4 separate regions of the Homo sapiens genome follow, and all the other regions are linked to region 4. A link is a loop called in an ENCODE intact Hi-C map of the cell type or tissue named here. Cell type or tissue: CD4-positive, alpha-beta T cell. All regions are shown on one strand. Links, peaks and the distances in the headings refer to the core of each region. The heading gives the core; the rest is flanking DNA. Region 1 overlaps RFX3 (regulatory factor X3). Region 2 has its middle 14 kb from the start of PUM3. Region 3 has its middle 16 kb from the start of GLIS3. Region 4 has its middle 76 kb from the start of GLIS3.

Region 1 (5,694 bases), core at 446-5,445, 1.1 Mb after region 4:
CTCACACCTGTAATCCCAGCACTTTGGGAGGACAAGGCGGGTGGATCACCTGAGGTCAGGAGTTTGAGACCAGCCTAACCAATATGGTGAAACCCTGTCTCTACTAAAAATACAAAAAAAATTAGGCGGGCGTGGTGGCATGTGCCTGTAGTCCCAGCTACTCGGGAGGCTGAGACCAGGAGAATTGCTTGAACCCAGGAGGTGGAGGTTGCAGTGAGACAAGGTCACGCCACTGCACTCCAGCCTGGGCGACAAAGCGGGACTCCATCTCAAAAAAAAAAAATAATAAAAATAGAAAAAAAGAAGAAGAAATGAGACACAGAACCAAAAAGTAACTTGCCCAAGGTCACACAACCACTAAATTGTGAAATCAGGTTCTGAAACCACGCAGTCTGGCACCAAAGTCCTTGCTGTTAATCTGCCATGCTTATGACCTGCTACAGATTGGAGTAGGATTGGAGTAGGAACAATTTCAAGGGCAAACCTGCAAAATAGTCACAAACTTTGCTGGGTATTTGTTTTGCCTTTACAGGTGCTTGCTTTGGAAAAGGTGTCAGTTAAATAGTTTCATAAGCAAGCAAAAAGACTTTCCTTTTAAGGTGACTTAAGAACAATGAATGTATCTTTTCAATAATGTGAACTCAGTTTTACTGAGTTTTAAAATTAACATTACTTACATTATTTGAGCAGGCAGGCAGGAAAGAACAACCCGTTTTACATATAAACAAGATATATACAAGCATACAAACTATTACTTTTAAATTGACTTTAATGCTGTCATTTCAATGTTATAAATGTTGTTGGTGTTTTGAAATAAAGACTGCTATACAATGGACTCCCCTAAGCTGGAAACAGCTTCACAGTCCCAAGAAGTTTTCCTGTAAATGTCAGTATGCTACTACATTAATACTGCCTAGTAAATTATTTAAAGCATATGCAATTCTAGAGTTTTTTTTTTTTGCCTAAATGATAAAAAGGAAACAATTTATTTATTGCTAAAATTTATATAATTTTTAAATTTTCATTTAAATATTATAAATTTGTCCACAAGCTTTCTGGCAGTGGTGAAATTTTAAGAGTAAGAATAAAATAAAATAAATGAGTTGCATCTGTTTACATACCTGTTAAATAAACAATTTTAAAAATCATAAAGCTTTCCATACAACTCTGACCAGACAAATTGAGCAGAAAAATGTCCTTTTATTCAAATGTTATGGCTGTTTAGAATCTTTCTGCTTTATCTCTTTAAAACATACATAGTCCATTAATATATTCACTGAATCTTTGAAATTTTGATTGCTTCATAAAATGATTTTGTTACAAACCTTTTAATAATCTATTAAATATATCAATTCTTTTAATCATAATTTAATTATACTTAATATTATGTCTAAGCCACCTCTTTAGCCATTTTCAAATAAAGAGAAACCAGTAGAGTCTTTAAGTGTTCAATTGCGAATATCAATATAGAAAAGATAATATTTCAGTAATAGAGAAAAATTTAACCTGTAACAATTTAACATCAAAAGAAAAATGTCTTGGATTCATCAAAATTGATATACTCAGTTAATTTTTTTGGAAGGAAAAAAATCTTCAAAACCTAGAAACTGAAGAAGAGCAATAATAATTGAACATGTAAGCTTTTGGGATAAAAGCTCAGTGAAAGAATTCCATTTGGTGGAAGTAGAATTACATTCATAGTAAACAAATATTGGTGCTTAAAGTAAAATCAAACCAAAGAAAAACAAATTTTAGCAAGCATTGTGCTAGTGTGACTAGGGAATACACTTTAAATGTGCCTGTTGAACAATAGACTTGTTACAACAGTATTTTAAAAGCAAAGAATATTATCACAAGTCGAGATAGTTTGCAGGAAAAAAAAAAACAATCATGGAAGAGTAGTGGCTTAGAAAATGTAAGGAATACTTGTCAAAAATTATACTGTTGATTGTTATTTAGAGTGAAGCTTATTATTTACTATATTAGTATTTTTCCAATTGAGGGCAGGCCTTGTGCCAATCCCTATTCTAGATGTCTTACATTCTTATTTGATACTGATTGAAACCTTGCAAAAGATGTCTCAGTATCCCTATTTCACCAGTGAGGAAAAGAGAAATTGAAAGTTGCCCCAAATCAAAACTAGCAAGTGGTAGAACTAACTTTAGAAAGTAGGACTGCCTCACTTCAAATAGTCAAATGGGATGGGCTTAATCTATCTTTCAGTTTTTCACCATATAAATTATTATAGTTTCAAAATAGGGATTATGTGCAACTCCCCCAAACACACAAACACATAGACACACATTTTCTCTCTGACAATCACAAGCCAGGTGCCTAGCTTAAAAGTTTTTATTACTTTGTTTCAGAGTTTTTTTTCCTCTGCCTTACAGGATGCCTCTTAATACGCTTGCCATCTTTTCCCCTTGCACTTTTTGTTAGTAGATATTTAGAATATGAAAACTAAATGGAATATTAGTCTAAGCAAATTGCATTTGGAAAACTAAATCTGCCGGAAAAGAACAAATTACACCCTACAGCTCCTGTACACCCATCCTGAGACCAGACCTAAATCAAACATTTTTTTAAAGAAGTCGTAGTTTGGTTTTAGTTGTAAATCTGCTCATCTACATTAGCACAATTTCTGACAACTTGAAAATAAATTATAGAAGTGACCCCAAAGTTCCAGAGAATTGGCTCCGTGTCCCATTTTTTCTTCCTTGTTCCTGGTTTGTCATTCTGTTCATTTCTCTTCTTGGATTTGAGAAAGGAATCTGTTGACTCAGCAGCCCAGGGCTGCGGTTCTTTCTCTCTGGGATCCCTGCTCATTAGCTTCCTATGCGTGGCTTTCTTCCCTGCTGGCTCTGGGCTATAACCTCTCCTCTCATCCTCTTCAGGGAATGGAGAAAATTTGCTTATAACTGTGATCTAAACATAATCATGCAATAGGTACCCTAAAAATACTCAAGGAAGGAAGTACAAAGGACAGACTACCAATTGATAGGACGTCTTCTTGGATTTCATGATTGATACATTAGATTTCTTTACTCTGGGCAAAAAAAAAAAAAACAAAAAACTCCTAGACCAAAAAGTGTACCTTCTCCTTAGAAAGTGCCTGTCAATACTATTTCAGAGAAATACTATGAAGTTGGACTTTTGTGGGTGCTTACGACAGCAATTTCCCTAAAGAGCTTAGAAGTGGGGAAATAAACCAAAATAGAAGTTGAAGACTTTTTAAAATATTTCAAGGACTAAAATGGTCACTGTAGACATCAGGAAAGAAATCTCAGCACACAGTCCTCTTCAGCAAAGTCCACCGCTAAGTTATTTGTTTAGTAAAGAGTTTGTCAGGTAGCACTGCAGCTATTTGGGCAGACCCAACCAGAGAAAAAGATTCCCTGGCATAGAGTAAGCATGACGGTGCCACCTACTGGCCACTTTGCCACACTCTGTCATCCTGTGCCTAGCCCAAGTGGCTCTTGGCTTTGACACTGTCTTTATGGTGGTTTTGCTCTCAACCACAGGTGAAGATAGTGGTTGCTGGCCCCCCTGATAAATAAATAACTCTTGTTTGGGATAGGCAAATTCCTAAACTCACAGGAATTGTTTTCTTTCTTTATACCATCCTTGTATAAAATATACTACCATAAAATGTCATAAAAATTAGAGATTCTCTGCAAGAATATGGGCCTTATGTGATGATAATACAAGCACTTCAAACCTGATTGATGCTTGTTGTGAAGGTTTTCTTAGTACAAAGGGAACATGTTTCTACACTGCCACTCTGATTGTCTCTCCAGTTAATGATTTCCAGAAAAGAGAAGTGGTATAATCAAAATTAAGATATAGTCCTCTGATAGAATAAATTAATGCTATGCTTTCCTATTAAATAATATAGGTGTTTTCAAGGGGAGCCAGTGTTAAATTAGGAGCAAGGTTCGTTCTATTTCCCCAATAGTTTTACTTGCATAAAGGATATGCTGCCTGGCCCAACCCTGCAATTTACAGGGCCCAGGATACCATGTGTCTAAATATTTTAAAAGTTATGAATCAGACTATAAATAAAATCTGTTCTATCCACCTACCTTGACAAATATGTCTTGATAACAACTTGGAAGGCTGAGTTTGGATTTGAAATTCTGTCTCCCCTGAGTTCCATACCAGAAAATATTGACATAGACATAGCCAGCCCGTGTCGCCAGCCTCTGGCCCTAGACTGCTTCATCACTCCCCATCTTATATTATGAACAGCTTTGTGCTCAGATTTGTGGACACCTCAGCCCAGTCTTCAAGTTTTGTCTACCTTTTGCAAACAGCTGCCCCTTTTTGGCTGTCTCTTCATGCCTCTGAATGGTAGAGTTGGAGAAGAGAACTGCCAGGGCCTGGAAGGGAACTCAGAGCCACGGGGCAGGGAATTCTAGGGTCTCAGATAAGAAGAGGTGGTATGGGAGGAGGGAGGGAAGCACAGGCTCCAAGAAGTCACATCCAGCTGGCTCTGTGGACTCCTTACACTGTAGGAAAGGGACTGGCAATGGAAAACACAAAGCAGAGTTCTCCATAGTGTGGGTCTTGGGCCAAAGGCCCCTCTTGCTTTGGCCTTAATGGTGGTGTTAAATGCTCCTGTTTTTGAGGCTACTTTTCTCTTCAAAGGCAACTAAGGCCAATATTGTAATCTGAACACTTCACCGCCTGCACACTCACTTGTAAGTGTGTCTTAGACATTTAAACACAATTAGGTACACCTGTTGCTATGTCCCCAAGGCAGGCAGAAAAGCCGGAACAGTTAGAATCATGCTGCCCTGTTTACAGATTGGCCAGTAGCACACATTGCCAGGATAGCTGTCTAGCCCACAACAGCAAGACCAACAGCCACTGCGGGCAGGATTTGCCCACGTGTGGAGCAAACTGCCAGAGATCTTGGCCTTCTTAGCAGGTTTCAATAAAAACTATTTAAAGATACATAGAAAAGTACACATACACATACAAAGAAAAGTAACCAAGGAACACAAGGTTTTACCAAATGGAATGTTGTTAATCCTTGCAAATATTATAAAACTAGAAATTAAAGTCAGCAACCTTTTCCTCGCTTGCAAAACCATGTATCAGTGCTAAATGCAGAATGCTTTGATTTATTTGGTTCTTGTTTGGGAGACATTTAAGGAAAATAATAATGCTCTGGACTCCTTATATTGAAATTTCAAGATGTTTCTTTTCACCATCAAAAACATCCAGAATAGCTGCCATTACCTACCTTTTTTGAATCAGTTTTATTATCTCTGTTTTTTTTTTTTTTCTTTGAGATGGAATTTTGCTCTTGTTGCCCAGGCTGGAGTGCAATGGTGATCTCGGCTCACTATGACACAGCCTCTGCCTCCCGGGTTCAAGCGATTCTCCTGCCTCAGCCTCCCGAGTAGCTGGGATTATAGGCATGCGCAACCACGCCCAGCTAATTTTGTATTTGTATTTTTAGTAGAGACGGGGTTTCTCCATGTCGGTCAGGCTGGTGTCAAACTCCCGACCTCACGTGATCCGCCTGCCTCGGACTGATCACTTTTATTAAGTAACGTTAATAGAATTGAAATCACAGGAAATTGCAGAGCTATATATTATTTGTAAAATTCAGAATGTTGCAAAGTTCAAGTTAAGTATGGAATGCTGAAAAGAGAAGCATTGAGTCAGGAAGTTCCAAATCTGCGT
Region 2 (5,694 bases), core at 200-5,199, 1.5 Mb after region 4:
TCTGCTGTTGAACCTAATTATTTCCCCTTCGTTTGTGGTCTTAGACTAGTGACTGCACTTACTGTCTAAATTGTACAGTCTTCTATGTGTCAGCCCCAACCTGTGAGCAACACGCTTTATCCCCCTCCCTGTCATGACCCACGCTCCTTCTCACGTTGAAACATCTCAAATCCTTTGTACTATTTCCTATACATATCCTGAATCGTCAGCATCCTTAACTCTCTGCTTGAGGTGTTCCAATTTGTCTGTATCTAATTTTAAAATGTGATTTTCCAAACAGAGTACAACTTTCCAGGTTGGTTTGCCTCACCCAAAAGAGAGTAAATGCATCATCTCTTTGATTCAAGACATTCAACTTCTTCCCTCAATGTAGCCCAAAATTTCCTAAATCAACTCTCCCATTCCTATTAACTCATTTGATGAAAACAAGTTCATATGCCAGTGTGAGTCTAGAAGACTGGTTTCCCACAGAAAAAAGGAGAAGATGGCAGATCTTACAAACTAATAAGATACGAGAATGGCTGATTATTTATTTTTAAATGTTCTGAATTCACCTAATTTGTGCTTAGCATACATCTCTTCACTTGTGAGAAAGTATACCATTAGCAAGATCCTCAGACACCTTTCAGGGGACTCACACATCCTCTTAATACGCCACTCCAGTCTAGTAAGCTCCAGAAAAAGAGTGGAGTGACTGTGCTGGGACTTGTCCTTGGTGACTGCTTGCTGGCGCCACCTACTGGGATCAGCGTCTCTTTCCAGGTTCGTACATTCTTGGGAACGAAGACTGAGTTCCCCAATATGCAGTTTGTAGAGTTTATTTTCTTCCCATCTTAGAAAATGTAAAGGATGTGAAGTTCTTGCTTGCAGTCTCTTGTTACCCATGAGATTAAAAAAGTCCCACTAGCAGCAGTTCCATGATCTCATTTGCATATTATCTCAGTAAACTACAACTTTGATTTGCCTGGGCCATGAGACACAAAGGTAAAATGATTAATATTCTTACCCATGTTGTTCATGATGAGAAAGTGAGACAATTTACAAATAAATTAAATTATTAATAACAAAATTACTTTCATTTGTACTATTGAAAGTTAGTTAACACGTATTCTTCTCTTCCTCATATATTTATATTTATATTTATAGTTTATCCCAGTCTCTAGAGTATTTAGCTATATATATATATAAATATTTAGCTACATATATATATAAATATGTGTATTCTATTTGATAGCAATAGAAATTTGCTCATGACCCACAACAAACATTTTGTAGAGAGACAGTATAAAATGCAGATGGTTTTGGGGGGTGGAAGTTGTTTTTTATTTTGTTTTAGATACAGGGTCTCACTCTGTTGCCCAGGCTGGATGGAGTGCAGTGGTGTGATCATGGCTTACTGTAACCTCGATCTCATGGACTTAAGCAACCCTTGTGCCTCAGCACCTCAAGTAGCTGGAACTACAGGCATGAGCCACCACACCAGGTTAAGTTTTTAATATTTTGTAGAAACAAGGTCTGGCTATATTGGCCAGGCTGCTCTCAAACTCCTGGCCTCAAGTGATCCTCCCACCTTAGCCTCCCAAAGCACTGGAATTACAGGTGTGGGCCACTGCACCTGATCTTTTCTTTAAAAAAAATGTAACTTAAAAAAAAAATCTCTTTAACTCATTTCTTCTTTGAGTGTGGCCAGCTTGAGGGAGGCTTTACTTTCTTCAGTTGGCAAAAATGTATGATACAGTCATTAAAAAGGCACTGAACCAAAGGTTATTAACTTGGGGTCTTCCAATATTCAAGAGATTCATGGACAGAAATCAAGAGGTTCATGGACAGAAACAGTTTCTAAATATATATATATTTATATATATATAAATATATATATTCTAAATATATTATTATAATAATATAATCATTATATATATAATTTTTTGTTTGTTTTTGTTTGTTTGTCTTGTTTTTTTCTTTTTTTTGAGACAGACTTTCTCTCTGTTGCCCAGGTTGGAGTGCAATGGCGCGATCTTGGCTCACTGCAACCTCCACCTCCCAGGTGCAAGTGCTTCTCCTGCCTCAGCCTCCCAAGTAGCTGAGATTACAGACGCCCACCACTGCGCCTGGCCAATTTTTTGTATTTTTAGTAGGGACAGGGTTTCGCCATGTTGGCCAGGCTGGTTTCGAACTCCTGACCTCAGGTGATCTGCCCACCTCGGCCTCCCAAAGTGCTAGGACTATAGGCGTGAGTCACCATGCCTGGCCAGTGAAAATATTTTTTAAAGGAACATAAGAAAGGAGGAAGGGAAAGAGAGAGAGAGAAGGGAAAAGAAAATACACCTTTATTTTTTTTTACTAACTTTTAAGTAAAATTATAGTTTATAAAATATGATTGTTAAGCCACAACATCATATTATAGTTGTTGCAGATATTTTGAGATATTGTTTTTGCTTATTGCTATTTCAAGATTACAATGGATAGGAGGCCTGCCTCTGGCTTTTATTATTTACTGCATTCATAAAAAAGCACATATATTACTATGTCTTGCATTTGCTTAAATATTCCAGTAGCAGCTTTTCAATATAACTGGCTTCCGTTGCAATCCTACGCATCCTATTTTTTGCATTTAAAATCACAATGCTGAGAAGGAGTTCAGAAGTCTCACCAGACTGCCATAGGGATTAAGAGCTCCTGCATTAAACTCTTTTGAGAGCTTTGTTGGGAAAAACAGAATCCTTCAGGCCATCCTGTGCCAGGGGAACCGAATTGCCTCAGAACAGACAGAACCTTTGCCTCTGTGGTTCTAGACCCTGACTTTAGAAGAGATGTTAATAATAATGAAAGACTCTCCTTTCTAGCCTGGAGAGTATTGCAGAATCCTGGAGAGTATGCCATCCTGGTGATTTTGGGTACCATTGGGTATTTCAGGGAAATAGTGCCATCTGGTGGCTGATGCTCCTCCTCCGGTGCACACTTCTGTTTGTCTTGTAATTAGAAACATTCATAGCGAAACACAGTGGCATTTAAAAGTATCAGCGCATAGCTCTTCCCCATTTCCGTCCACTGCGTGTGTTTAGTTTTGTCAATTCACAAATCTCACAGATTCAATGAATGATAATGCTCAGTGTTCTGTGGAATCACATTTTTGTCTCCTTTTTAGAAATGTTTAGCAGAAGACAGTGATTGGCAATTTGAATTCCAATTCTCAAGGCTTCAATAATGGTAAAGGTCCCTCTTCCCTCAAAATAGCATTTTCATTTTTTATAATGCCTGGATCATTTCAAATACAAGGTGTACAAAGAGATATCAGGGCTGTAGGGTTGTGAGTGGGGCGTGATATCTGCAGGCTTCAGGTGATGTTGATGTTAGTGGATTCCCGGGGTTTCTGACACACTGACCCTGGGTTTTCTTTCATATGTTGGTCAAGTTGCCCTTGACTCAACAGTTATGATTCTGATTCTGGCTCTGCATGTGGGCTCTGCTAGTTTTCCCCACCTTCTTTACTGCTTTTTACAACTTCCACTGCCCACTTCTTGGTCCAAGCTACCAGCACTTTTTCTCAGATTATTGAAAGAGTCTCTTAACTGGTCTACCTTCTTCCACATTTTCCCCGCTAAGTTCATTCCCCACATGGCAGCCAGAATGATACTGTAAAACCACAAGTTAGATCGTACCCACCCCTCTGCTCACAATCCCTTTCCTTCAGAGAAAAAACAGAAGTCTTCGCAATATCCAAGACACTGTAATCAGGCTCACAGATAACCCCCTAAACCCATCTCCTTCTCCACTTACCCTCACCAACAATACTGACCTTCTTGCTGTTCTTCAAACAAAGCATGGCTCTGCCTCAGGACATCTGCACTTGCTGTTCCCTCTGCCTAAAACACTGTTCCTCCAGTTACTAACATGGCGCATTCTGCATTCTCTTGCTTCTTTCAAGGGCCCAGAGACTGTGTGGCCCGTTCTTTATTTTTCTCCATAGTATTTATCACTATCTAAATTTTTATGTGCTTTACTTATTAATTTTTGTTGTTTTCTTCCTCTTGTTAGAACATAATCTCCATGAGTATAGAGATTGTCATCTTTGCTTCTTATTAAAGTTTCCCTAGTGTCTAAAAAAAAATGCCAGTCATGGAGCAATCAAATGCTTGTTAAATAAAAGACTCATATTTCCTGCCATGATGAGATCCCAATCTACCTGTTAGATGGACTCTGTTTTACTGTGCCTGTTGTGAGATCTGTCCCACCTGGACTCTCCTGGCCTGTGAGGGTCACTGGATGATTCTCAGGTATGTTCTGAGCTATGGCAGGTTTCTCTGCTGCTTATAGCATCAAAGCATCATTCCTGAGTTATAAACCTTAATGTTGAATGTCCTTCCTGAAAATAGCATAGGATGACTCAAAAAGTGGCTCTATTGATAACAAAGATACTTCTGTCAAAAATGAATGTACAAAGTTTACTAAATGAAATGTCAAAGTAAGAACAAGCAATATTTATAGATTTGTATATTATTTTTAAAGTGATTTTAAATGTGTCTGTGTCACTACATAAATTAATATTATAAGGAGACATATGCCTAGTACACTTACGTCTATAAAAATTTAGTTAACCAAATTGGCCGAAATATACTATTGGGGCTTCTTCAACTAATGGAAGAGAGGAGCTCTGTATATTCAAGCATATATAGTATTTGCTAAGACTCTCTCCCTCCCTCCTTCGCTCCCTCCCTGCCTCCCTTCCTTCCTTCTCCTCTCACCTCCCCTCCCTTCCCCTCTCCTCCCCTCCTTTCCTTTCATTCTTTGAGACAGGGTCTTGCACTGTTGCCCAGGCTGGAATGGAGTGGCACAATTATAGCTTAATGTAGCCTCAAACTGGGCTCAAGTGATCCTCCTGCCTCAGCTTCCCAAGAATCTGTGACTACTGGCATGCACCACCACGCCTGGATAATCTTTTAAAAATTTTTCGTAGAGATGGGTGGGGTCTCGCTATGTTGCCCAGGCTGGTCTTGAACTCCTGGCCTCAAGTGATTCTCCAACCTCAGCCTCCTGAACTGCCGGGATTACAGGCATGAGCCACAGCACCTGGCCTAGCCTCTCTTCCCTCTCTTCTTCCTCTGCCTTTCTACTCTTCACCTTTTCCTCCACTTCCCTTTTCTACTCTTCTCATCCTCCTCTTCTGTTTCATCTTCTTGACCTTTGTGCTTTGCTTTCTCTTCATCCTTTCTCATTATTTTCAAATATATACCTTTAAAAGATCTCCATTCTCCTTGGTCATATGTACCCATTCTTGTTCGCATGTCAATTTCTAGAGAGTAGAAAATAATTCAGAAGAAGAGTGGGGAAAATTAAATCTTCTTAGGTTGCTGAGAATGTCTAGGCACCTACACTGATGGACAAAGTCTGAGAATAGTCATGGGGAGGATGATTCCAGCCATAAACCTGGCAAAATATCACTCATTGCCCTCCCAGGTGTGGTGCTTCTCAGTACATAATTGCAAAAAAGCGGGGGTTTTTTAAGTATAGGGTATGTCTTAGTTATTCCTTCTGTTGCAGGTATGAATTTGCTGCAAGAATCAGCCTTTTTTTTTTTTTTCCTAAATTGAAAAGATTTGGCTAAGCTGCCACCCACTAGAGGTGGTGGAATATTTTCAGTAGTGTCTCTAGAAGTCCCTCCCTGTCTCATGCATCATGAAGAGTCCCACAGGGCTT
Region 3 (5,694 bases), core at 274-5,273, 60 kb after region 4:
TTATATTTTTGAGGGTTTACGTTCTGTCACAAGATGCTTACGGCTCGCTTTGTACTTTCCCTGCCCTAGTCCTGGAATCAGCCATTTCTCCGTGCTTCCTTTTAGTGAGGGATGTATTCAGAAACGAAACTCTGGGCCCTAGGTGTGCTCACGACTACTGAGATGTCATTGATTCTAGGTGCTTTCAGTGAACAGAACTGGGAGATATACATTTCTTTAAATTTGTGGGTTCATCCTGGCCCCTCGAATTCCCATCAAACACCAGATAACTCTTCCTTACCTCCCCACTTTCCATCATTGTAACTGCCTTCCACCCACCACTTCTCCCGCAGCAAGACCCTGGCTCCCAAGAATACCAATACATTTGTTCAAAGCATGCATTTTAAAGCATGCTTCCTCCTTTCCCAGCTGCTGAAATAACTTACTTTGACATTCCTCAGTTTCTATAATTTTTCTAGTTGCTTTTCTGACATTATACACATGTTCTTTCTAAGTCTATCTTCACAGAGATTTTACCATGTAGATGTGCTTTTTTAATATTATTTATCATCAATCATACAAGGAACAATTCCCTTGGCTTGAGTAAGGCTGAAGAAGGTTATTGATAATAACTTCCATCTGCTTGGCAGCTTAAAGTTTACAGAGTACTCTTTTACATGTGCTACTTCATTCACTCTCAATGGTTTGAATTCTTTAGGTCCCAGACAAAATGAACAGTAAATAAATTCTGAGCTTCATGAATGTTTCACATAGTAGGAACTTGAATAATGCCTGCTCATTTTCTTTCTCTTAATTTTTTCTGTAGACCACCTTTGTGATCAACCTGCTGATTTTTAAAAAAGATACATTTAGAATCTATGACTAATGAAAATAGGTATCATATAAAAGGATGAATAATCGTAAGCAATACGTAATCTAAAATGTTTTATACTCACTTTAGCATTTTTTGCCATTGTTATTTCATAGGGATTTTGTGTCTTCTTTAGACTGATATTTTTAAAAAGACATCTGCTTCCTAAAGACATACCAATTACAAATGCCTTTAAAGCAGTGGTTCTCAAGTGTGGCTGCAAGAAGAATGTCTCGGGAAATGTGTGTGGAGGCTGCATCCCACAGTGATTAAATCGGAATCTTTAGGGTAGGCATCAGTACTGTAAAAAACTCTCTGGAAGATTTCACTGAGAAGCCAGTGCATGGGTAAGGAAAGGCTGTGCTAAGGATTGATGATGGCAGCTTGGGTCACAGGCTAAGTACAAGAGAACTTGATCTCCACCTCATTTCTGATGTAAAGACCGGTACTTAAAGTATGCAAGAATATATTTTGAGCTTAACCTTGCAGTCGAAAGGCACTGAATACATTCTTTCTTTTTCTTAGCCAATAGGATATCAAAGACCATCTTTTCTTTACTCTAAGTGCCCTGCTCAAGCATCCTCATCTTTCAACTAGATTAATCTCCTTGAAGGGACAGCAAGTCTTCACTTAACATTGTCAATAGGTTCTTAGACACTGTGACTTTAAGCAAAACATATTAAAAAACCAATTTTACCAACGGCTAATGGATATAAACAAGAGTTAAGTTCCTATGATGGTTTTTCTGGTCACAAAAACTTCTTCTAAATAAAGATCACCAACACTTCTCATATTAAACACGGAAATAAATTTGAGCTATGCATACATTTTTAAAAGATTAATAAAAATAACTAAGATAATTATGTACCAGCTTATTCCAGTTCAGGGTTGCAGATGGTCGAAGCTTATCCCAGCAGCTCAGGGGGCAAGGCAGGAACCAACTCTGGGCAGGCTGCCGTCCCATCTCAGGGCACACTCACACACATGCCTACGCTTACTCACACTGGGACCATTTAGACATGCTGATTCACCTAGCATGCACACTTTGGGGTATGGGTGGAAACCGGAGTACCCAGAGAAAACCCACATAGACATGTAGAGAACATGTACACTCCACACAGTGAATCTGGCCAGGAACTGATTTTGTTTTTCTCATCAATGTTATCACAAAATGATGTTGAATGAAATGATGATATTTAAGGACCTGCTGTACTACTCTGTCCCTAGCAAGGAGTAGGAGCTGCTAAAATATCTGTTGACTTGCAATAAAGTCAGTCCAGTTAAGGACCCACAAAAAATGAATATGTATTTTAAATGCAAAACAAGTTGTGGGACCTTATGGGAGAATCTGTGAAGGGGTTATGTGAGCAGTCACTGGATTTGCAAAGGTAGCTAGATGAGTTTAATGATTATTCTTTACAATTTAGCTTGTAGGAATCCTAACCTCTCTTCCAAAACCAGAAAAAGGTGGAGAAATCTTTTTTGTTGAGGATAGACTGACAGTGGCATTAGGAGAGGTGTGTTGGTGTGATGTATGCTTCATAAAGGGGAATAGCATATACATACATACATAGATATGCATGTATTTAAAATTTCCATTGTGATCATCCCAGATAAATATGTGTTTTCTTTTAAAAATACAATATGTAATATCCTGCTTCCTTTCTAAAATTTAGAGTAGCAGAGTTTTGTGAACAACTTGGTGTTTCAGGGCAACAGCATCCCAAGAGGTAATACGAGATATCTGCTCTAAGAGGCCTGCATTCTAGAACCCCATACCTGGAAGAACATGTCCTGGTACTGCTGAGCTAGGGTCAGGGCTAATGCTGGGGAACGGGCGCCACCTACTGACGGCCCAAGTCACTCTTTCTCCTTCCAGGAACCTCCCTCTTGGGTTTGGTTAAGAGCAGTATCTCAAGAGAGGCTGGCCCCAAAAGACCCAGGGAGGTTGTCTCCAGTCCCCACTGTGTTTTGCAGGAAAGTTCATGAGAATGTAGCCACACAAAGTGAGGTGTTCTGAGTGTATGTCTTCCATGAAAAGAGTTTTCCATGGAAAACTCTATTTCTAAGGCATGTAGGCGGCAGAGGGTGAAGTTTAGGAATTAACTCTGTTTTAGAAGGGTTTGAATCAATTTAAAGGCTTTAAAAAATAGAGGTTCATTTTATTTAAAAATAAAACTTTAAACTTATTATTAAATGGAGAGCATACAGAAAATTGTCATTGCATATAGAGTTTTAGAACATGGACTGAGTGAGCAGGCCTTGAAATACTAACAATAAGGACCCCAGAGTCTCCCGGCAAACCATTCAGTCTCAGGCTTCTTGTGTAGGAGATAGGCATGATCACTTGTCCTCTCAACATCATGTTGGGTCAGCTTGAAAAGTGCACTAGAGACTGACAAGATGACGAGATTTGTTTCTTCCACTAGGAAATGCATCTGGGACACATGATTTTAAGTGTGAGAAAGGCCACTTCCCAAATTAACTGAGATCCAAAATTAGACTCTTTCTCTTCTCTTTGGTGGGAGTTGTATCTCCGAGAAAAGACACTCTGGTTGAGTCAGTACACAGAAGAGCAGGAGAGAGTGGAAGGACCACAAGGGAAGAGAGGAAATATTTCTTCAGTAGCTATAGAATGGCTTCACAAGCTATGGTCTTGGCAAACTGGCTTTCGGGGCTTCCCATTTTCACCCTCAGCAGCTCTGAATCCCTGAGAGTTCCAGCACTATTCATCCCAAAGGAATAGAGCTAACAGCAGGGTTCGCTGGGTGCCCGGCCCTGAGCTTAATGCCTTTTGCAGATTGGTTCATCCATTCTCCCTACAGCCCTATGAAGGCTCAGGGACAGAGGTTAAAGGAACTTGCCCAAAATCCCAGAGCTAATGAATGAGAAAGCTGAAATCTAAACCCAGTTCTGCCTGGCTCCAGAAAAATCAGTGTTCTTTTTCATGTGAGTTCTGAACCTCTCATGGTGGCTTTTCAGAAACTGCTAGTGGAAGCATCTTGGAACTAGAGAAGATATGAAAGATTCCGTAGCTGTCTCTTTTCTTAGTAGAGGTTTACCCTGCACTGTGAGTGACAGAAGATCCCTTACTTTCTTTCTTTTTTGCCTGAAGACCACATAGCATCATCAAAGTTCTAGACTGCCTTAAATGGAAAAAGCAGTATTTACCTATTGACTTCATTGTATATGCACATGCAAACATATTGTGTGCATGCATCTTTTTTTGCATGGAGTGGGGAAGTTGAACAAAGAGTAAGGACACTGAGGAAACAGAGAGCATTGGGTGGCAGGTAGCTACACAGTGCCAAGACATGCAGCCTGGGAGAAAGAGCACTGGACTGGAAGTCAAGGGTTCTTGATTCTAATTCTGATCCTGCCATTAATAAAAAACAACACCAGCTCACATTTGAGTGCTTACAATGTATTAAGTATCATTTCACACATTTTATAAATATTAATTCACTTAATCCTCATGACCATCCTATGAGATAAGTACTATTACTATTCCCACATTGCTGCTGAGAAAACTGAGGCACACAAAGGTTAAGTTACTTGCCCCGGGTCACACCAGCTAATAAACGCTAGAGTTGGCTTAAACTCAGGCAATATGGCTAACTACATTTTTATGTAACGCCATCTCTCAACTACCTGATTTATTGATTTTGTCAGTGACTCTTTCTGGACTTCAGTTTTTCCCATTTACACATTTATATTTTTAACAAATATTGAGGCCCAAGCCTGTGTAAGACCTTGTAAATCAGATAGAGGTGTAAAAGACCATGCACGCTGATCACCTACCTCCTGCAACACACACCCAGTGGAAAATGCAAGGGAGAGGAAGTCCACGTGCACTTGAGACTCCCAGGGAAGGCTGCGGGAGGAGGTGGCATTGGAACTTGATCTTAAGGTGGGAGACTGGTCCAGGAAGGGCATCTCAGCAGAGGTAAAACTCAAGGTGTGTTTGGAGACTCTAGTAACTAGTCCATTTTGACTCAAGAACAGAGTATTGGGCAGGGGATACTGCCAGAGAGAAAAATCAAGGTCCAAGATCAAGGAGTCACATCCAGGACCATTAATCTGACAACTGCCTGTCAGCCAAATTTGTGTGGGGAGAGACTGGAGGCCAATGGAGCCACGCGGAGGTTAGAGAAATGGTCTGGCTGAGAGAACTGAGGACCTCAAGTTGGGTGGTGGGAGGAGACGGGTTCTGAAAAATGGAAGCTGATGCCAGAAACATCCAGAAAGCAGGGAAGGTGAGATGGAGAGGGGGAGGTGGCACAGTGAGCAGAATGGCTGAAGAGGGAGCAGCAATGGCTGAGAAAGAAGACAGCTGCTCAAACTAAGATCCCTGTGGGCTATGGAGGCAGACACACTTGCCAGAGTTAATGGAGCTGTGCGGAGGAAGCTTAGGGTGACACTCATTAGAGGAGTTTGATGACAGCTACACCTACTATGTGCCAGGCATTCTGTATGTCCAACCTCCACCTCCCATGTTATCTCTAATCAACAAAAGAGTACTGTTACACAGGTATGTGGAATTCAGTTTGAGGCTTTTTTGTCTTCCCCAAAGAAACAGCATAGCATAGTGCTAAAAGGACAGACTCTGAAGCCACAAGACTGGAAAAAGTAGAGGAGCTACTGTCATTGTGTATCCTGGGGAGGTGATTTAATTTTTCTGTACCTCAGTGTGTGCATGTGGGGCTAACGTTACCAACCTCGTAGTGTTACTGTGAGGATTAAATGAACTAATATATGTAACATGCCTGGCCTGAGTAAGCACCTGAAAAATGTTAGCTTTTCCTATGGATGAGTAAACTGAGGAGCAGAGATTAAATGATCTG
Region 4 (5,694 bases), core at 475-5,474:
TTGCACCAACCAAAATGGAATCTCTCTTTCTGTTTTCATTATATATATAGTTATTGTACCTATTTTGTAGGATTGATGTAGGGTTGCCAGAGAAAATACAGGTGCCTAGTCAAATTTCAATTTCAGATAAATACATTTTTGGTATAAACATATTTTAAGGCCTTCTCTTCCTGGTTCTTCCCAGAGTCAGGAAAAGCTGGACTGAGAGGGTGAAAGAAAAAAATATAAACAAACAAAAACATGTTTTAAATATTTTGGAGAAACAGTGAATATGTTTTCAGTGTATCTGAAATATTTCTGATAAACATTGAATAATTGCACCTGGGATATACTTATACTAAAAAAGTGTTCATTGTTTATCTGAAACTGAAATGTAACTGGCATTATGTAATTTTATTTTCTAAACCTGGCAACCCAGACTGAGGATTAATTATATATATATATAGTATCTGGCACATAGTAAATGCTCATTAAAATTACTTTCATAATTGAGCTTCTACACACCCTCATAAGTGGTAATAATTAGCATTTGTATATTACTTTACTATCTCCAAAGTCTTCTCATGTTCACGATCATTCTAATCTTTTAATGGTTCTGTGGTATACCCATTTACCAGATGAAGGAGTTAAGCCTCATACACATAAGTTTTACTGGCTGCAGAGTAATCCATGGTATGCTTTACAATCTTATAGACATGTATTTTTGAATATTTAATATTGGTTGCTATTATAAATATTATTAAATGAACTTCTAAGAGCATGTTTTTTACAACTACGTTAAAAACTTCTTAGGTTAGAGATCACGACTGTTTTTTCCTCCATTGCCCAACTAAAAGTAATACTCAGTAAATATTGCCTAAACAAGTGCAACTTTCAGATTATTGCTAGCTTTGTCTAATAATGAAAAAATAATATTAATAGCATCTTATACTATATAACAATAATATTATTAGTGTCTTGTAATAATGTAAAACCAGCCATATTCTAGATGGCCTACATTTCATAATAGAATCTTCACACTACTTTGCGAAATAAGATAGCATTATTACCCTGTATTAGGGTTCTCCGGAGGGACAGAACTAGCAGGATATATGTATATATGAAAGGGAACTGGCTCACAGGATCACAAGGTGAAATCCCACGATAGGCCGTCTGTAAGCTGAGGAAGAAAGAAGCCAGTAGTGGCTCAGTCCAAAGCAGGGAAGGCTGTGGCCAAAGGCCTGAGAGCCCCCAGCAAACAACTGGTGTAACTCCAAGATTCCAAAAGCCAAAGAACCTGGAGTCTGATGTCCTAGGGTGGGAGGAATGGAAGGAAGCATCCAGCATGGGAGAAAGATGAAAGCCAGGAGACTCAGCAAGCCAGCTTATCCCACCTTCTTCCTCCTGCTTTGTTCCAGATGCGCTGGCAGCCAGTTGGATGGTGGCCACCCACATCGAGGATGGGTCTTCCTCTACCAGTCCTCTGACTCAAATGTCAGTCTCCTCTGGCAACACCCTCACAGACACACCCAGAAACAATGCTTTACCAGCTATCTAGGCATCCTTCAATCAATTTGACACCTAATATTAACCGTCACAAACCCTGTGTTACAGATCAGGACTTTGAGGCACAAAGGGGTCAGGGAATTTTCTGCCAAGTTATTGGGCTAGTAAGTGGTGGGGCTGGGAGGCAATCTCAGGTGGTCTGGCTCAGAGCCTGCATCCTTTGCCATTGCACTAATCAGCCTCCAGCAGTGGAATCAGTGGCTCAAAGAACACGCGCATTTGCAAGCATCCTGATGCATATTGCAAAGTCACCTTCTGCAAAGACTGTGCCTGTATACTCTCCCACCAGAACACAGGAGTATCTCAGTGTAGCCTTTTCAGCATTGAGTATTCTCATTAAAACTTTTTTCTCATATTTGATAGGTTAAAAATAGTATCTAATAGTTTTTGTTATATTTATTTGATTACAATAGGTTGAGCTTTCTTTTTTGTCAGGGTGAAAAAGTTATATTTCTTCTTTTATAAGATGTATATTTACATTAGTACCCACTGGCATATTAGGACGGAACCAACTACCTACATGACTTCTATTTTCGTGACTTGCTAATGACTTACAAAAGTCAGGTTTGCTTGTCTTTTAGCTTTGTGTTTGGACACTTGGCTTATAAAGTTTAAACATAAATAGAAATATGTCAGTCTTTCCTTTGTGGTTTCTTCTGTTGCTCTTGTGTTTAGAAAGAGAGCATATAGATTCTACTTTTTAAACTGAATAATGTCTTCCATTGTTTTTTCAAAGGCTCTCCCCAGGAAAAACAATCTTCAGCCTCTGAAATCTCTCCTTGGATACTCCTAATGCTTTAAATTCTTGACACCTGAAAAGATGAATTAGTTTTTCTTTCGTAAGTTTTCCCCACCAACCTGTTTCCTTCCTAACATCTTCCCCTGAAAGGAACCATTTGTCTCTGCTTCAGGGACAATCTCTCCACCAGAGTCATGCCTGAGAACTTTGAAGGAGCGCACACCAAACCCCACCCCAACTTTTTTTCAATCCAGATTGCTAACCCAACTGTTCTGAACGATCATAAGGCTTTATATTTTGTCTGGTGTTTCAGCAGAATTCAGCATATGTCTCATATGTGACCTCAGCATTCCTGTGAAGCTCACAGCTCAGGGACTCACTTTCTTTTACAGATGAACAAAGACTGAGAAGTTAAGTGAGCCAATGAAACGTGTAGCTGGCACTAGAAACTGGTTATTCTAATGCCTGCTCTTGTGATCTTTGTACTATTCCAAAGTTTCTTAGGAATGACTTACTATCACGACAGGAGAGCTAAAGACTCACACAACCATGTTTTCTGTCAAGTACTAGTGTTTTAGAAGGTTCTAAAACTTTCCCACTCGCACTGACTGTTATTGGTTGGCAACAGGAAATACTCTTAACATTTGTTTTATGTGCACATATTTTAAAAAGCCACTAGACAATGATGAGCATGTTTTATGACTGTAGAAGCAAACATTCCATAAGGAGGGACGTGTAGTTCTACTTAGTTGTTACTTTTTACATCCTTACACATTATAAAGCCATGTGTCTGTGGATTATCTTTTGTTAGCCACAAGATGGTACCATTGCACAACCTAGAGAGAGCATCAGTCAGCTGAAAACATCTTCAGAAAGATTAATCTTCAATGTAGCACAAACACAGAAGAAACCTTACATTTATATTATAAAACAGTCGCAAATTGTTTTCATCCTTCATTAAAGGTATAAAGGAAACTTGTATATACTATAATTTGATATATCCCTTTTCTCTCTGTACCCACACTCTCAACCTGAAAAAAGCCAAAGTTCTGTTTGTTCCACGAGAACTTTGTGATCTCCTTTACTTCTACTGAAGGAGATATTTGTCATTCTGATGTTGGGAGTTCATTAGACTTGATTGTAACTCCCCTTCCCTTCAAACCTCTTTTGAACGAGGCTGATTATAGGAGGTCAGCACTCCTGAAAGAATTCCAAATTCATTTTTGCAAAGTGGGAAATGACTAAGAACAGTGGGTTCTGTCAGGATAAGATAGGATTTGCATTTAAGATCAAGCAGAGAGCAATCAAAGCATCATTTTATAATAATAGTGAAAAGTTAGAAACAACACAAATGTCCAACAGTAGGGGGGTTGAAATAATCATCTAGCGGCAAACTGTTGCAAATTGTAAATAGCAAGCTGCAGAATAATATTTCACCACATAGAAAAATGCTCGAGATGAGTTGTCAGGTGGAAAAAAATGGATGGCAAAATAGTATATTCAATTGTGTGCACATATGTGCATGTGTGTTGATGGCAGATGCGTGCAATAAATAAGTGACGGTGGTTCTCTCCGAGTGTAGCTAATTGACTTTCTTGGACGTTTGAGTCTTGTATACATTTTTTATTATAAGCCTGCTTTATGTATGTGATCATTCATCTAGAAGATGAGAGGGCTTTGCTGCCAACTTAGGTCTCATTCTCTTCCTCCTGGTGGAGAAGACAAGATGCCCTGATTGACAGCCTTGTCGGAACCACACAGAGGAGGAAGGGGGAATAGTTCCCCAAGAAAGGGATGTGAGAGAGACAGCCGCCATGTGTGAGCTTTGCCTGGACAGGCTTAAGGGCATCTTAAGGGCTTCAGGCTGAGCCTGTGTGAGGGGCTCTTTTAGAGACTGGCCAATAATTAGTTGGAAATCCTATCCATATTAGACCCAATATTGGTTCTTTTGAAATATGCTATAAGGTGGAAGTTTCAAGATAGCAAGGAGCCCGGAGAACAGTCAAAAGTATCCACAGCAGCCCTTTCCATCTTTTTCCTTTGCAGGGATAGATAAAGCAGGGAGTAAGATATAGAGGATTTAGCCCATAACAGCCATTGCTTCAGAGAAGGGGAGTTGTTCTAATTCATTTTGTAACTTCTCTTGGAGGAGAAATACCTGATGGTGCTGGCATCCAATTAGAAGGCAGTATCACTGAAGCAGTTTCAACAAGCAGGTCCTTCTCTGCCCTTCAGTAGCAAAATTAAATAGAGGAATACAGGTGGACAGATTTCGTGTATCCGCCAAAAGCATCACCATTACCTATTCCATTCGTTGCAAGATGTGAAATGTAACTGTTAAAAAGGTGCCCATGTATGAAGTAAATTGTTCAATAGTCACAGTTTGAAAATTACATTTTCGGCCAGGCGCGGTGGCTCACACCTGTAATCCCAGCACTGTGGGAGGCCGAGGCAGGCAGATCACGAGGTCAGGAATTTGAGACCAGCCTAGCCAACATGGTAAAACCCCGTCTCTACTAAAAATACAAAAATTAACTGGGCGTGGTTGTGCGCATCTGTAATCCCAGCTACTCGGGAGACTGAGGCAGGAGAATTGCTTGAACCCAGGAGGTGGAGGTTGCATGAGCCGAGATCGTGCCATTGCACTACAGCCTGGGCGACAAGAGCAAGACTCCGTCTCAAAAAAAAAAAAAAAGAAAAGAAAATTATGTTTTCCCCTAGATAACAAAAACTCATTAATTTCTAAGTGTTAGGAAGTATTTTTTTAGCTCCCAAAAGGATAACTTGGCCAGGGAGTTTGCATCGTATTTAAATATTTCAAATTGATTATTGGTGTAAATTGAGTGGTCCCAGAAATACGTGCAGCTTCAACAGTTTTTCCCCCCAGAGCAGTTTGTTCCCCAATGCTGGATGTGGATCAACTCTATCAGAACCATGTGGAAAGGATTTAACCTCCCATCCGCATCCCCTACTACTCCCAGATTCTGAATTAGTAGTTCTTCAGTGAATCTTGAGATTTCCCAATTTCCCCCAGGTGATTCTGAAATACAGCCAGGATGGGAAACTACTGATTTAGGTGAAGGGGACCTGGAAGCTGTTAACTGCTCATACTCTGCCTTAATGCATGCGTGATCAGTGATGTCTGAGAATGGCATTCTAGGTACACCAGGTACTATCAGGAAAGTTCAGTTTTATATAAGTAAGCATCATTTTGAGATGGGGAAATCACAAAAGCCCGTATTTTTCTGTGCTTGGAACTTAGGAAACAGGGAAGCCACTTTTCTGGGGGTTATCCCTAGTTCTGAGATAGGCCATTTAATATTCCAACTTGTGTTTTTCTTTATGGTACATTTTTGCTTTCTGCAAACTTCTGTGCAGTACCTACTAGTACCAATCACTGCACAAGGCCC

Evidence for each region. A loop is a pair of places that touch in the nucleus more often than their neighbours do. Peaks named below come from ENCODE experiments on the same cell type or tissue, not always from the same donor. Only the 100,000 strongest peaks of a DNase experiment are listed, where the experiment ranks them.
Region 1: it touches region 4 in a loop (2.9-fold over the local background); 13 of 110 quality-filtered maps call a loop at or near these places.
Region 2: it touches region 4 in a loop (15-fold over the local background); 55 of 110 quality-filtered maps call a loop at or near these places.
Region 3: a loop joins it to region 4, with 8 times the contacts of the local background. A loop is called at or near these places in 70 of 110 quality-filtered maps.

What each region holds. Positions count from the first base shown.
Region 1 is chr9:3,238,597-3,244,290 of GRCh38, reverse strand. All of the region lies in intron 15 of RFX3 (regulatory factor X3), which reads left to right. Among named protein-coding and RNA genes, the nearest start is that of LINC01231, 60 kb to the right of the region's middle. In CD4-positive, alpha-beta T cell, for the core only: a CTCF peak has its summit at 3,442 (motif pointing left); a DNase peak (open chromatin) is centred at 3,420.
Region 2 is chr9:2,855,019-2,860,712 of GRCh38, reverse strand. No RefSeq gene overlaps it. Among named protein-coding and RNA genes, the nearest start is that of PUM3, 14 kb to the right of the region's middle. In CD4-positive, alpha-beta T cell, for the core only: CTCF peaks have their summits at 561, 761 (motif pointing left), 2,706 and 2,905 (motif pointing left); DNase peaks (open chromatin) are centred at 732 and 2,922.
Region 3 is chr9:4,312,795-4,318,488 of GRCh38, reverse strand. It overlaps a transcript of GLIS3 not described here. Among named protein-coding and RNA genes, the nearest start is that of GLIS3, 16 kb to the right of the region's middle. In CD4-positive, alpha-beta T cell, for the core only: a CTCF peak has its summit at 2,687 (motif pointing left); a DNase peak (open chromatin) is centred at 2,698.
Region 4 is chr9:4,372,956-4,378,649 of GRCh38, reverse strand. It overlaps a transcript of GLIS3 not described here. Among named protein-coding and RNA genes, the nearest start is that of GLIS3, 76 kb to the right of the region's middle. In CD4-positive, alpha-beta T cell, for the core only: no CTCF peak of the experiment used is centred there; a DNase peak (open chromatin) is centred at 3,109.